2 separate regions of the Mus musculus genome follow, and region 2 is linked to region 1. Evidence: chromatin loops called from intact Hi-C (ENCODE). Cell type or tissue: heart. All regions are shown on one strand.

Region 1 (8,000 bases):
TGAGCTAAGCCATACAGCTTGCAGGAAGAAGACACAAAGCCCAAGGGAAAACAGCTGACCCACACTTTTTGCTTCTTGCCATGGCCCCTGGAAGGGAACTCATACAGATTTGGCACCAAGCTCCAAACTCTGCTAGCCCTGGGCAGTGTGGTGCATGCTGTCTCAATGCCTGGGACACCACTTGCTTGTTGAGTCTGATTGCTCGACGGCCTGATTCCTCTACTCCAAGTTGTCTTCTCCCAAAATCAGGGTGCAGCCAGCGCAACTTTAACAAGGAGGGTGGTAAACTTGTCCCATAGCCAAAAAGCAAGGCCACTCTGGATGTCATCGTCTCCCCACAGATGAATTGAGGCTTCTTCTGTGAATGTATCTCTCTGCAGCTCTCCCCTCTGCCCATTCACACTGACACTCGCAGCAAACGTTCCCTCTGGAAGTTTCCACATAGCATCTCTTCCCAGGGAGCCCAAGTTGAACCAGGCAGCTGTGTTCAGACAAATTGGCTCCCCTCCCTTCATCCTCTCTGTTCACCAAGGTCATCCTCAGGTATTGTATTAACTTGGGGCAATTACAAAATGAATAAGTGACGTATTTGGCCCTCAAATAGCTCACAGTCTATTCAAGGAGAAGAATGTGTCTAAAAATAGAATCATCAAAGCTTTTGTGAGAAATGGCGGGCCCACCAGTAACCCTTTAAAATGCGGGTCAGGTGCCTTTTTCAAAGCAGTCTTCACTCAATAACTACTCACATGTGGATAGAAAGTTCCACCTGCAGACTCAGTGAAGGGCGTCCCGGACAGACTGCCCCAGCTTCAGAAGTCCCACAGCACTTGATAAAGCCAACTTTTGTATTTCAAAACGCCGGAGCCTCTTGGCTGTGAAGCCAGCTCTGTCAGCAAAGTGCCTTCCACAGGACCGTGAGGACGGAGGAGCTGAGTCCCCAGAACTCTGTAAGGAGAAGCGAGGTGTGTAGTGTGCACCCGGCATCCCAATGCTGGGAGGGGGAGGGGGAAGGAGGCTCCCCAGAGCTCCAGGCCAGCCAGCCTAGCTGAATCAGTGACTTCCAGGGTCAGTGAGGGATCCTGTCTCAAAAACTATGATGGAGCAAGATTGAGGAAGACACCCTACATCTCTCTCTCTCTCTCTCTCTCTCTCTCTCTCTCTCTCTCTCTCTCTCACACACACACACACACACACACACACAGAGTGAGGAAGGAATGCCTGAACCTTTCTGACCTATTCTGAGTCCTTCTTTTCCCCTACAAATGGGGATTTTATGAGTCCCTTCCCACGTCCTTTGTGCTTTATGGTCTCCAGCTCAGGTCTGCTCCCCAGAAGAACTTGACTTGAAATTTGTTCAGATTCTCAGGGAACTGGGTCACCTCTGGCCAGCCAGGAGTGAGGACCTCATTGGAGTTGACAAATAACAGCACTGATAATTCCCTGGCCCAACGTAGCATGGAGGCTGTTAGAACTTCGTGCAGAAATTAGCTGCAGAACCCACCAACAGAAAGAACTGCAATGGTTCATGTTTTGGGTCACTGAAAAGTACAGGCAGACAGCACAAGAATGTGTGTTGGGTGGCTGCTGTTAGGGGTAAAGCTTTGGGGAATGACAAAAGTCCCTAGTGCCGAGTCAGCGGGGCACTGAGAAGAGAGGCCTGGCGCCAGTGATGTGGCAAGACTGGGATTCTGGCAGGAAAGGGATGCAGGAAGCTGAGGAACAGACCCAGATTGCAATCACAAGAACATTCTAGAGAAGTTATAGCTCTCTAAGAATGGGTGGGCCACCACACCAAAGCCAGGACATTTTGGGGAAAGCCTGGATCCTGAGACAGGAGACGGGGACATCATGATTAACAGACTAGAAAGTTTCCCCTCAGCCATGGGACTCCCAGAAGTTACCACCCATCAGAAGCTGGGACAAAGGATTCTATCCTGTGGGGAACAAATGTCCCTCTGGAGGCCTTAGCCACCTTCTCTCTGGCAAGGTCAACAGCTAGTCACAGCACAGGGCAAACAGCTCCTGTGGAAAAGGCAAACTCCAGACTCCAAAATACTCCAGGACATGCTCAAGGGCAGCAGGAGGATGCAGCTCAGGGTGCAGTGGATTGTGTGATGGATTAGAGAAAGTTTATCACGTCGTGAGCAGGAGCAAACACCCTGCCTCAGAACCTTGGGATGATCCCAACACGCTATGTGGGAGGCTCCTGGAACTACCAACAACACAGTATGTGGGTGGCTCACCCTACCAGAGAACGCTGGCATTGCCCATGCAGGTGGTAGAAACGGTGATCAGAAGCCTCAGAGTGATCAAAATGCCCAAGGGGGTATTGTCCTCAAGGACTAGGGCTGCGGAAGCGCTTCAGGGAGAGACAAACAACATCTACCCCTTTCTTCCAAGGCATCTGTGACAAACTGAAGTAGGATCCCATCAAACATTTCCCCTGGGACCAACAAGTTTGTTATCCTTACATGGGGGAGGGTTTGCTGGCAGGAACTTGGCTTAACCCAAAGCAGCTTCTGGGGACCATCATCACCCACCATGGATGATGGCTTCCCTGAGCTGCATAGGTCAAGCTTCCTCAGCCTATACACCCTGGCCCATCTCCAAGCCCCTGACACCATGTGCAATTGACGCAGAACTGAGTAGAGATGCCTGGGAGGGGCAGGTGGAGACTTGAGTAAGGGTTCAGTGGTCTCCCCTCCCCACCCCACCCTGTAAGGAAATGTCAAGAGCCACAGGTCTGACCAAGACTGAGGTCTGCAAGCAGGCACAGCTGATCCAATGGAGATAGCAGCGGTTTGGCTTAAAGGACACCGTTCTACAATAAAGGACACACAGACCCAAAAAAGGAGTGTGCTAGAAGCATGGCCAAGGTATCAATGAGAAGGCCCAAGTTGTTTGTCTGTGAGCCACAGTGAACCAGGCTTGATGATACCCACGAGATGGGCCCCTGACAGTGGGCAGGAGGCTGAGCTTCACCATCAGGAGTAGGCAGGTCACAAGGGCAGGATTACAGCACCCAACCAGAGTGTGGGCCCACACTGAGTGATGGGGATTGGGAGACCTCATCCTTCAGCCAGCAAGGGCTCTGGTCCATCTCTGTAACTGAAAGAAAACAATGAGACGAAAGTTACAAGGCCCCAGAATCCTCCGCAAGAGCTCCAATCTCATGTACACCCTCTGAGCCAAAGCCATTTTCATACCTAGAAACAGCCTTGCAATATGGCGCTGCATTGGAGTGTGCTCTGTACGGACCTTTCAGATGCCTCCCTGGATAACACATGGCCGACTCCTCGGGGTATTGTTCATCAGGGAGAGGCACAGAGTAACCATTCTAAGTAGCACAGTCCTTGGGGACCCAGACAAACTTTCCTGCCAAGATAGTGGACTCGGAGCCAGTGATCAATGAGGTTTGGCCCAGATTGCTCTCATTAGACCCCCACCAGCCCTGCAGACCTACTCTGTGTTGTCAGCCTGGTTCTGACTCAGTCACTGCCAAAGGAATGCTGAGACCTTTCTCAACCCTCGCTGCCTGCTGAAGCCCTGGGCCATCATGGTCTTGTAGAAAGCCAAGCTCGTTATCAGGCCTTGCCCAGTCACTTCTCAGGTGGTGACAAGCATGTGTGCAGTCCTTCCTGGGGATAATGGCAGAGATCATCTGCACATTAATGACCAGGCATGGAGTGGTTGCTGGGGGAGGGCCATTAGTCCCCAGCAGACTCTGGCTGGTTTCTGTGAATATCCTCTAAGTGGTTACCCTGGAGACCTTCTTAATTAATCGAAATCCTTTGCACACAGCCGCAGTCTGTCACTGGCCGGGAGAAGCAGACTTTTCTGAAGGTTTGGCCCGAGGCTGTCCTCTATCCAGAGGACTTCTCTTTCTAGGTGGTTTCCTGGTGGTATTGAACAGCATCTGTGTGCCTTCAAATGCCAGGCAGCCTAGTCCTATGAGCCTAACCTCTTCTTGGAGGCTCTCTATTCACTCCAAACCCAATAGGACTGAAATCAAACACCCTCTTCCATCACGAGCATGGCTAGGTCTATGTGACACTCTTCTCTGACTAGAACCTTGCACACATTTGGTTGTACAAGACAGAAATGTAAGGGGTTCTTCTTAGCATACAACCAGAAGTTGTCTTAAATCCCTGGCTCTGCCTTGCTCCAACCCCAGTCATCTCCAGAGCCTGTTTTGTTAAATTATTTATTTCTCCAATCCATCGACCTCTTCCTCTGAGCTCTGGTCATCTCAGCAGCCCTGGGAGGCAGCAAGCTGTGGCCTCTCAGCTGGTCTCTTACATCTCCACATGGTCTGTCAGTTTATCTTCACTATCTCAGTAAGAGCAATCTCTTCAAAAGGCAATCTGATTACTTCAGCCCATGGAAGCCGAAGTGACCTCCATGGATCCTCCTATACTTAACTTGAGCTGATCTGTATGAGCAGTACAAATACTCTGTACCCATCCTGGATGCTCAGAACTGAGAAGGCCCATGGAGAGGCCCACCCAGAAGAGGGTACAATACCCCTTTGTCCATGTGGTTATAGAAGTGGGTCTCAGCCACAGTCATGAGATGGCGACAGCTCTGGGAGACAGCCTCACTGTGGCTTTAGAGAAGCCTGAACCTGAGACACTGTCTTCCTCATACCTGGGTTCTGACTTGCTCACTGTGGAAATGCTGTGCTTGTATTACAGGTTTGAGGAGTTACTTGTTACACACAAGGAATAACTGGTACATAATTGTTGTAGTTTGAAAGTAAAATGCCCCCTGAGTCTCATGTGTCTGAACACATGGTCCCCAACTAGTGATGGCTCTGGGAAGGTTATAAAACCTTGAGGAGGTGGAGCCTTGGCAGAGGATTTGGAGCCTCGGTAGAGGAGGAAGAGTCTTGGTAGAGGAGTTGGAGCCTTGGCAGAGGAGGTGGAGTCTTGGTAGAGGAGGTGGAGTCTTGGTAGAGGAGATAGAGTCTTGGTAGAGGAGTTGAAGCCTTGGTAGAGGAGGTGGAGCCTTGGTAGAGGCATAGAGTCTTGGTAGAAGAGGTAGAGTCTTGGTAGAGGAGGTGGAGCCTGGGTAGAGAAGGTGGAGCCTGGGTAGAGAAGGTGGAGCCTGGGTAGAGAAGGTAGAGCCTGGGTAGAGAAGGTGGAGCCTGGGTAGAAGAGGTAGAGTCTTGGTAGAAGAGGTAGAGTCTTGGTAGAGGAGGTGGAGCCTTGGTAGAGGAGGTGGAGTCTTGGTAGAGGAGGTGGAGCCTGGGTAGAAGAGGTGGAGCCTTGGTAGAAGAGGTAGAGTCTTGGTAGAGGAGGTGGAGCCTTCATAGAAGAGGTAGTGTCTTGGAAGAGGAGGTGGAGCCTTCATAGAAGAGGTGGAGCCTTGGTAGAGGAGGTGGAGTCTTGGTAGAGGAGGTGGAGCCTTCATAGAAGAGGTAGTGTCTTGGAAGAGGAGGTGGAGCCTGGGTAGAAGAGGTGGAGCCTTAGTAGAAGAGGTAGAGTCTTGGTAGAGGAGGTGGAGCCTTCATAGAAGAGGTAGTATCTTGGAAGAGGAGGTGGAGCCTGGGTAGAAGAGGTGGAGCCTTAGTAGAAGAGGTAGAGTCTTGGTAGAGGAGGTGGAGCCTTGGTAGAGGAGGTGGAGTCTTGGTAGAGGAGGTGGAGCCTGGGTAGAAGAGGTGGAGCCTTGGTAGAAGAGGTAGAGTCTTGGTAGAAGAGGTGGAGCCTTGGCAGAGGAGGTGGAGTCTTGGTAGAGGAGATGGAGTCTTGGTAGAGGAGGTGGAGCTTTGGTAGAGGAGGTGGAGTCTTGGTAGAGAGGTGGAGTCTTGGTAGAGGAGGTGGAGCCTGGGTAGAAGAGGTGGAGCCTTGGTAGAGGAGGTGGAGCCTGGGTAGAAGAGGTGGAGCCTTGGTAGAAGAGGTGGAGCCTTGGTAGAAGAGGTAGAGTCTTGGTAGAAGAGGTAGATTCTTGGTAGAGGAGGTGGAGTCTTGGTAGAGGAGGTGGAGTCTTGGTAGAAGAGGTAGAGGAGATGGAGCCTGGGTAGAGGAGGTGGAGCCTGAGTAGAGGAGGTGGAAAAATAAACCAAGAAGTGGGAGAGAGAAGGGGTGAGGGAGGGAAGGAGGAGAGACTTGAAATGAGGGGAGCACTGTTTGCTGTTTAATAACTCAGAAGAGAACGCGGTGGAGGTAGTGAAGACAGAAGGAGGAGTGGCAAGTATTTAGAGTAAGAAGCCTGCCATTTGTCTCTTGATTCCTCCTGGCAACCACTCCTGGTTTGTCACTTCAACTCCTTGACCTCCGCAGGCGCACTCTAATCCTCCTGGACTTTAAGCCTGCCCTTTCTGTCCATCTGTCCCTACTTGGCCTTTCCTTTAAAACCCCCTTTTCAGTGGCCTCCGTTTCCCCCACCCCGTCTGAATTGTCATTTAAGCCCAACCCATTTCCTAGTAGCTTGAATTCTCAGAGTCATGAGTCTCAGGGCCTTGTGGTGATGGCTCAGCTTCCTCCCTGGGTCTTAGCACAGTCGGGCTTCTTAGGAATGAATCGAGAACCACGACCATGACATCATGGAAGAAAAGGGGGGTCCCATCCAGGCTTCTCTCTCTCCTCACTCACTGGACTCACTTGCTGTCTGCATGGCTGGAATGCAAACTACTCAGGCTTCAAGTGACACAGAGCTGGAGCAGAGGCAGGGCCAGGGCGGGCAGGTGGGGGATCAGAGGGAGCTGCCCTTCTCCTCAAGCCAGTGTCACATCTCTGCACAGAGGAGTGGCTTAGTCAGCGTTTCTATTCCTGCTCAAACTTCATGACCAAGAAGCAAGCTGGGGAGGAAAGGGTTTTTTCAGCTTACATTCCCACATTGCTGTGCATCACCAAAGGAAGTCAGGACTGGAATGCAAGCAGGTCAGGAAGCAGGAGCTGATGCAGTGGCCATGGAGAGATGTTACTTACTGGCTTGCTTCCCCTGGCTTGCTCAGCTTGCTTTCTCATAGAACCCAGAACCACCAGCCCAGGAATGGCACCACCCACAATGGGCTCTCCCACCGTTGATCACTAATTGAGAAAATGCCTTACAGGTGGATCTCATGGAGGCATTTCCTCAAGGGAGACTCCTTTTTCTGTGATAACTCCAGCTTGTGTCAAGTTGATACCCAAAACCAGCCAGTACAGTGGTGGTCTGAGAGATGAAGCACCCACTGCCCAGACACAGCTGTCTCTTGGCATCTGGGCTTGGTAGAAGAACTTTTCCCAGATAGGAGCATCTTAGTGTGTACCTGACTCCAGAAACAGCTTCAAAAGGGCTGTGACTCTCAGGTGAAACCACATCAAACAAACAAACAAACAAACAAACCCACCAACTCAGGGTCCAGGAAAATGGCTCACAGTGCTTCTATCCATGCAAGCCTAGTGACCTAAGTTCAGATCCCAGAACCCACGTAAAAGCTGGGCACATAAAAGTAGCACCAGTGTCAGAAACCCATGGCCTCCATGGAGAGACAGGAGGTGAAGACAGGAGGATTCCAGGAGCTCGAGGGCTGGCTAGCCTGGTATATTCAGTGTCAAAGAGATTGTGTCTCAACCAGTATGGAAAGCCAAAAAGTTGTCCTACTAGCTCCACACGAATCTGTGACACTCACGTGACCCGACTCACAAGCACACAGACATATGCACTCACACATCAAACAGAGTTATCAAAAAATCCTCACCAACACACAATTGTGTGCATATGCATATGACTGTGTGCATGACTGTTACCTGTAGCCATTCTCGCCACCCTGTATATTTATTTCCACCCTAGTATGGTTTTTAAGATAAAACTCGACGTCTCTGGTGACCTCAGGTGTCCTTTCTCTTCTTGGTATCCCAGGTGGGGTGACACAGCTGAGAGTTAAACTCCAGGCAAATTTTATCATTTAAAACCAGACACCAAGGCAACAGTCTGGGTGGCGTATATTAATATGCTAAGGGCATAGCAGGGAAGGAGGCTGGGCTGCCCCCAGGGGGAGGAGGGGGCAAAAGTGT
Region 2 (8,000 bases), 150 kb before region 1:
GTCTGTGTTTCTTTGCTCTGAAGGAGGCTGTCTCCTACCTGCAATCCCTCGCTGCTTTGCTCTTTGACCTGGGTTCTGTCTTTCCAAACCAAGGCAGCTGCTTCTATCTGGAGCCAGGGGCGTCTACACCCAAGAGTCCAGCAGGCAATGCCTGACCACGTATCAGATGCTTCATGGGCCACACATCTGAAAAGAATTCCGAGCCGCATCCATTGCCTTTGCCTTTGAGTGAAATCGTTTCTAAAGAAAGTCTTCAGCTTAACTTTCTTCTCTTTCTACAAATGTTGCCATAGGCAAGCCCAAAGAACAGCGCCTTAGCAGGTCCTCCCTGCTCAAAGAACAGCTCCCCAGTAGGTCCTCTCTGGCTTCCTCAGAGCCTCCAGGGACCCAGCGAACATTTGGACAGACATGTTGCTTTTGGAAATATATCAGCCCAGTAGACAGATTTGCTAAGTCATGGCTGTAATAGTCTTAATGTGATTTGTGACATAGGATGGTGATGTTCCTGTCACTCACCAAAGCCCTTCCCCAACAGAAACGCTCTGAGTACTATATAAATATCATTTAGCCCGTGTCCCACATTAGTGGTCCATTGTGGGGAAACTGAGGCCTATGAGTGAGACACGCCCGTGCGCATACTGATGGTTGATTGCTAGCATGTGCCGGTTTCCCATCTGCAGTGGGCGTGTGGGTAGTGCATGATAGAGGTTGTCAGTCTACTTAGTGAGGGGTATATAAGACAAACAGCCACTTGATTAGTGGGTAGTAAAAGACAAATACATCATTAGTGATGAAAGAGTGTCCCGTCATCACAGTACGTACAAAGTTCATACCGAAGTCCCCTCGGGGTCTACAGGCTCATTGCCAAAAACCACCAGACTAATAAGAATTCCATTATGATTGACACGGTTTATAAAACTTTTTAATGAAAATATAGTTTCATGTCAAACTCAGATAAATTCGGACCCTGATTTTTAATAAGATGGTAGGGTCTCTTGCAGATCCTTTGGGGAGATTGAATCATAAAGCTGTCAGGAGGCAGATCGCTGTGTCTTTCCAGCGCTGGGGTCTTTGCCATTCCATCTGTTCTTTGTAATGAGTCTTTTGGTCCCCATCTTCAGAAGGGTAAGAGGACTAAGCAGCCAGACTCTGTCTGCTGCCCCGAGATGTAGTGTAGATGGCATGAGTCCTGCTGTCCTGCCCGGCAACTGTCTTGGGGGCAGCGGGTGAGAAGGCTTGAAATCAATGGCTCAGATGGGGGAGCAGGCGAGAACACAGTGAACTTAGTTATTAATTCTTGGGGAGCACCCTTTATATCCTCCACTGCATCCCACTGGTCCCAAGCAAGCATGTCTTCCAAGTGGCAGTTCCCGATTGGCTGTCATTGTCTGCATCACCAATCTTTAGGCTCTCAGACAGTCTTCAATTAGGTCCTCAGGCAGAAGTTGCCTCCATGGCTGCATGGCCAGATTAGAATGCTGAGTCCATGGGAGACATAAGAGGATCTTGAGTTCCAGGCTAGCGTGAGCTATATAATGAGACCCTGTATCAAAACTCTCTCTCTCTCTCTCTCTCTCTCTCTCTCTCTCTCTCTCTCTCTGTCTCATAGGGAGAGGTGCTGATACTAAACTCTGGTTCCCTAATTGATTCTTGACTTAGTTGATAAAGGAGGTCGGGAGCCAATTGCTGGGTGGAAGGGACAGGTCCTTCCTGGTCCCAGGAGGAAAAAGAGATGCAGGGAAAGAGAAGGCGGTTTCTGGCCAGGCTTTGGAAGGAGACGCACAAAAGAATCATGCAAGATCTTGGGGAAGGTAGAACCAGGTGGCTTCCACCACCAGCTCATAGCAAAGGAGGTTGAAGGAAGCTAGTCAATAAGTTTAGGGCAGGAGATTCTGTGCTCAGCAATTGTGTTAACAGGCAAATTCTAAAGTAATAAAGCTGTCTGAGTGTTTTTCATCCATGGAGCAAAGGTGGAGGGAGAGAGAGAGAGAGAGAGAGAGAGAGAGAGAGAGAGAGAGAGAGACCATGTGGATGATGGAGGCTAGGTGGAGCTAACCTGGGAGGAACAAGAAAAAAAAAACAAAAACAAAAACGGAGAGGGGCCAGAGCAAGGGTGGCAGCCCCAGGGCTGAGGACACGGGCAAAGGCAATAGTGTATTTTTTTAAATTACATGCTATACACATTAGGCTGGGAGATATCTCAGTGGGCAAAGGGCTTATTGCATAAACATGGTTAGAACATGGTATCTGGTCTCTCCTTCTGCACCCGTGGTTTATTCTGTAAAACAAAGCAGTATTATAAATATTCTAAGACAGATATTTTATTTCTCAAATTTAAATTTATTTTTTTCCACTGATCATAAAAGCATGAAGATATCACACATTTGCAGAGTACCATGTGGTGTCCCACCACGAGTGGAATACTTAAATCTGATTAAATCCCCCTCTCTCCTCAGGTGTGAATTCTTTCTCTTCTGTATGTGTCAGCGGACATTGAGCTCAGGGCCTTGAGTGTGGTGGGCTGAACACGGGGTACAACTGAGCTTAGCTCTGTGCTCTTTCTAGTTATCTGTTTCTTTCCCATGTGCACACACGTGCCATAGTGCATGTGTGCTCAGAGAACAGCCTGTAGGAGCAGGTTCTCTCCTTCTGCCACTTGTGTTTCAGGGATGAAACTCAGGTGATCCAGCTTGTCAGCAAGCCCCTTTATCTGCCGAGCCTCTTGCTGGCCCAGCTCCATATTATATTTTGGTGAAAACAACCAAACTTCTTTTTTTTTCAGGTTTGAAATAATTATTATTGTTATTTATAGTTAGTCCATTGATAAAAATTTGACCATTAGGATTGGGATCTTGGTCTGAACTAGTCTCTTCTGGAAGTTTTTCAGTGTATCTAGTTGGGGACAACGCCATGTGTGGGGATAGAGCAGAGCCAGTCCTGTGTCTACCCATGTCCCTGGGACCATCACTGAAACTGAGAGAGACACCTGTGAGGCCCTGTGCCAGAGAAGAACTTGAGGCTAGAGAATGTCTATTAACCCAGAGAGGGCCCAGGTCCCCCAGACAGTTCCATGCAAGTCCAGTCTGGTGAGCCAGTGAGTCTATCAGGGTTACATGCATGGGGCACAGAGACTGAGGGGCTGAAGAATTCCCACCCTGTCGTGGGCGAGGACTCTCAGAAGCTGCACTTCTGCAGTTCCTCATAGACTGATGAGTCTCCTCTAGTGGGCAGTTGTTGGTTGATGATACAGCCTTGAGAAGGAGCCTGGGAGTCCTGTAGGTTTCACGAGTTTCCCTGCTCCTTGTAAGAGGAAATTTAAAAAAGATTTATCTTAAGTTTAAGAGTGTGTGTGTGTGTGTGTGTGTGTGTGAGAGAGAGAGAGAGAGAGAGAGAGAGAGAGAGAGAGAATGAATGAGTTCTCCAGCACGTGAGTTCAGGTATCATGGAAGCCAGAAGGGGGCATCAGAAACCCTGGAGCTAGAATTATAGGTGGTTGTGAGCTTCCTGATCCGGATACTGAGAACAGAACTCATGTCTTCTGCAAGAGCAGTAGGTGCTCTTCTCTGCTGGGCTGGCTCTCCAGCCCGGAGGGAATGCCTGAGTAACATTCTGTGTATGTGCCCAGTAAGCTTTCCCAGAACTGAGTCTGTGTGACACTCCTTGTCTGCCTCTGAAGCATATTTACTACTCTCAGTCTTCATGTCTGGAAAGACCCCTGAGCACCCTGAGCATACAGGCCAGTTACCGTCTCCACACTGGCTTGTGTCTCTATCACCGTGTAAGGGAAGCTGACAGAGCGAAAAGATCCCAGAGACTCACACAGAAGGGGGTCGATCAAGTCTTTGTCCGGTTATAACTTCCTTTTGAGGCAGGGTCTTTCTCCGTAGTCTTGACTGTCCTAGAGCTTGTTACGTAGGTCAGGCTGGACTCAAACTCACAGAGATTCCCTGCCTCCTGAGTGCTGGGATCAAAGGTGTACACCACCACTGCCCAGACCAAGAATCTTTAGTCCAGTGAGCACTGGGATGTCTTAAAAGAGTAATACTACTAAGGATGATGAATCTTTCAAGAGAAAGTTATCTTTTCACCTAATATATACTTGTGTTGGCATAGCAGTACACAGCTTGGCATGCCTGCCTAGCCCTGCAGGCCACACACACTGAATTTCTGCTTCCTCCTCACAGCTCTGCGTTCCTCAGGCACCTCCCCTTGTGATCCAGTCTCTCTTTTACAAACAGTGCACAGAACCTCTACGGGTGAGGGGCAGCTCTGGGCCAGTGGTCCCTTTGTCCCGAAGTTATATACAGGATCTTCTCAAGATGTGGGCCACTGGAGGGAGATGCCATCTTAGAGGATGGGAAGTCTGACCTGGCTGCTGGCTTCTCAGCCAGATCTTAGAAGAAGAGGCAGGAAGAAGGATGGTAGGAAACTACAAAGAAAAAAAAAAGGGAAGAAAACACAACTCTACCCGAGCTACCGTGCTCTGCACGGACTGGACTCCCCTTGTAACCCGGGTGAAGGATTGTAACTAAGTTGTGATTAAAACCAGGAGTGAGAAGGGTTGTAAATAAGTTGTAATTAGAGCCAGGAGTGAACTCTCAGGAAGGGATCAGGAGCAGCGCCACCCGGACTATGGCCACAAGAGGGCGCTGTGGTGAAGCTCACCAGCCGAGGCTCTCGCTGCTGCTGGGAGCCAGTCACAGAGAAACTCCAAGAGAGGGGCATTCTGGGAGCTCGTCTGTCACCTTGAGAGACTCAATCTTTCTCTTGTAAAACACAGAATAAAGTAACAGATACATCAGCACAGCTGCATGCCTTTTGAGCATCCTCTCCATCCTGGCTCTTGGCTCTGAGCGGTTGTGCCGGGTCCTGTACCCTCTGCGCACCTGCCTTGAGACATCTATCTTCTTAACAGGCTTGATGACAAGGGATATTTTATTTAAACCCTCTTTCAGAACCTTACATTGCTTTTCCACTTGTCTAGTTGGTCGTCAATTGACCTGTCCTTGTGGCAGGAAGTGAAGATTTAAAGAAAGATTGACGAAGATGCCTTTGCGGCTCCTGTTCGGCACAGACTTGGGTCGATGCCTTTGAGGTTCCCTGTACAGAGGACTCTGTACAGTGAGTGGTTGGAGCTGCGTTTAAAAGGTAATAATAGAGGCATGAGCCAGGCACCAAGGAGAAGCTCAAAGCTCCCGTGCCAGCCGCGGGGAACCCCAAACTGATTGCTTTAATTAATTAGGCTGCTGGCAGAGCTGTGGGGCAGGAGGAATTCATCTCCAAGCCTGGTAAAAGGCTGAGGACGCTGGGTCTCAGGCACTCAGCCCTGCAGTTCATGGTTGTTGTTGTTGTTGTGTGACCCACTGGCTGGCTGTTTTCCTCTCCTACAGTGCTGTTAGATTTTCTTAGAAAGTAAGTTACTTATTTGACCTGTGTGTGTGTGTGGGGGGGGGTGTATATATGTAGGGGTTCATGTGACATGGCACATGCATGTGAGCCATCCTGCTGGCCCTAGGAACAAAGATTTTTAAGCCCTCCCAGAGGATGATCATTTCTATTGAAGTAGGAATCCAGGTGAGGCAGCAATGAGAATAGGGGTGTGGCTTAATGTGGGTGTGGCTTAGTGTAGGGGTGTGACCTAATGTGGGTGTGGCTTAGTAAAGACTTGTCTTTGTGGCCATTAACCCTCACATTGCCAACATGGCTTAGACTGTCTTTGGAAGGGGAACAGGAGACTTCAGAATCCACTGTCACAGTCTGTCACTGGGCTTCAGGGAGGGTTCTCCCAGGCCCACCGAGTTCTAAGATCCCTGTATAGGTGGCTGTGATTAAGATGGGACAGACTCAAACTCAAGATGCCACACATCACACATCGTGGGGAGTAGAGCGTTTTGAAGGCAGCCATGTGCCACTGGCTGAGCTCCAGGATGGGCAGAGAAGTGAGTTCCTAAACTCCAGACCCTCTGCCACCCCCTCTACATGGGGCTCCTTCCCTCCTCATAGATCCTTCCACTGCCGGCACCAACGATGACCCCTTTCTATCTTAGTTATATGGTATGTTTCTGTGTGTGTGTGTGTGTGCATGTGTATTTTAGTGTGTGTTCATGTGTGTTTCAGTGTGTGTGTGTGTGTGTGAAGGTGTAGTGTATATATGTATGTGTGTATGTGTGCATGTCTGTCAGTGTGTATGTGAAGATATGTGTATGTGTGTGTGTGGTGTGTGTGTAGTGGTGTGGTATCTGGGGTCATGGGGATGGCAAGCAATGCTCAAATGTTTTAGGTCACCCAATGGCATCTATTCAATAGACACCTTTGCCTGCCACCCTGGTAACCCAAGACCATAGGTTCCATAGCTATCTGGCCCCTAAGCATTCCTGAGCAGATACCAGGGACCCCCTGGTTGTTTTAGATCATGTATCAGGTAACTGTGTGGATAGCAACTGAGCCTTCGCTCACTGAGAGACTCATGAAGTAGCCATTGGCCCAGGCATGGGGGTGTCTTTGTCTAGCAGGTGTTATTGATCTGTTAGCCCATGGGTGAGCTCAGGAAGGCTATGAACATTGCCCAACATATTTGTAGATGTCAGTGTTGTATTGCAACTTGGAAAGTCGGGTGCTCTTAGTAGAAGGATCAGTACCCATCTCTCAGAAAGACGCTGTCATGTTTACTTTTGTACTTGACCCCTCAGTGCATTGAATTATACAGGTATTTTACCTCCTTCAGCATTGACTTTCATTATTGTTAAACACACACACCACACACACACATTACACACATAGACACCACACACACACAGAGGTACATTACACACACAGACACCATACACATACACACTCGCACACACATACACACCTAGAGACACGTGGACACACACACAGACACACATAGGCACACCACACATACAGACATACAGACACACCACACATACAGACACACAGACACACCATACACATAGACATACATATATAATACACACAACACATAAGACACACACATACACACAGAGCCACATACAGACACACACAGACATGCACACAGATATCCAAACACACACAGAGACGTACACACAGAGACACACTCAGACACATACACACAAACACACACACAAACACACAGAGACACACAGTCACACACAAATACAGAGAGACACACACAAACTTACACACAGACATACACAGAAAGACAGACACACACAGAGATACACACACAGATACACACAGAGACACAGACACACACACACACACCACCTCTATCTTAAGTGTCCATGCTGTGGGTTCTTGTTGCAGTGGTTTTTCTTCATTTGCTTGGGAGCTCCTGTGACTCCCAGCTCTTCTGATATCAGACACAGCTGCACATCACTCTTGATCTCGGGACCCTACTTCCAGTTCCTAGCCGACTACAGAACGAGGGGACTGTGCACAGAGAAGGGCTTCATTCCAGAAAGGCTGTGCCGGGTGGGTCGCTGTCTCGGAGGAGGCTCCAGTGTTTGCTGTCTGTTTTCCGTTCCTTTTCCCGTCGTCACTGTTTGACACTCTGCCGTTGTTTGCCCACTGTTGCCTGTGTGTCCCTCTTTCCATCTGTTCTTAAGAAAAGTTTTATTTTAAACCACCCCAGACGACAGGAGCTGGGTCTTGACAATGCTTAGGGTGGCAGGAGAAGAAAATCCGTATGGAACCGCTCCCCTCCCCCTCTTCTGCCTCTGACAGACTTCTGTTGGGGAGGCAGCCTGCCTCCAAGATAAGTGCAGGTTTCAGAGGTAGGTTCCCTGCGCCCCAAGATAAGCAATTATTTAATAAATTGGCTTTGACATGAGCTTTCTCTTTTAATACTTCCCTTGCCGTTGTAAGATAATCTCCTGCATGTGATTTCCCATTGCTGGCGTGATGACCCGCTGTGGCTCACCTCGGGAGCCTCTGCCTCTTCCTCAGGTGACAGATCCACGTGGAGAGAGATGGCCAGATGTTGGGAGGTTGCTCTCTCGGTTCAGTGCTTGCTATGC

The links. A loop is a pair of places that touch in the nucleus more often than their neighbours do. Peaks named below come from ENCODE experiments on the same cell type or tissue, not always from the same donor. Only the 100,000 strongest peaks of a DNase experiment are listed, where the experiment ranks them.
Region 2: a loop joins it to region 1, with 2.4 times the contacts of the local background. A loop is called at or near these places in 2 of 42 quality-filtered maps.

Annotation. Positions count from the first base shown.
Region 1 is chr8:125,327,162-125,335,161 of GRCm38, forward strand. No RefSeq gene overlaps it. Among named protein-coding and RNA genes, the nearest start is that of Gm30713, 55 kb to the right of the region's middle. In heart, no CTCF peak of the experiment used is centred here; DNase peaks (open chromatin) are centred at 30, 1,754 and 3,576; H3K27ac peaks cover 5,917 bases.
Region 2 is chr8:125,179,452-125,187,451 of GRCm38, forward strand. The region is part of intron 9 of Disc1 (disrupted in schizophrenia 1); the gene reads left to right. Among named protein-coding and RNA genes, the nearest start is that of Disc1, 130 kb to the left of the region's middle. In heart, no CTCF peak of the experiment used is centred here; a DNase peak (open chromatin) is centred at 4,680; H3K4me3 peaks cover 1,049 bases; H3K27ac peaks cover 3,875 bases.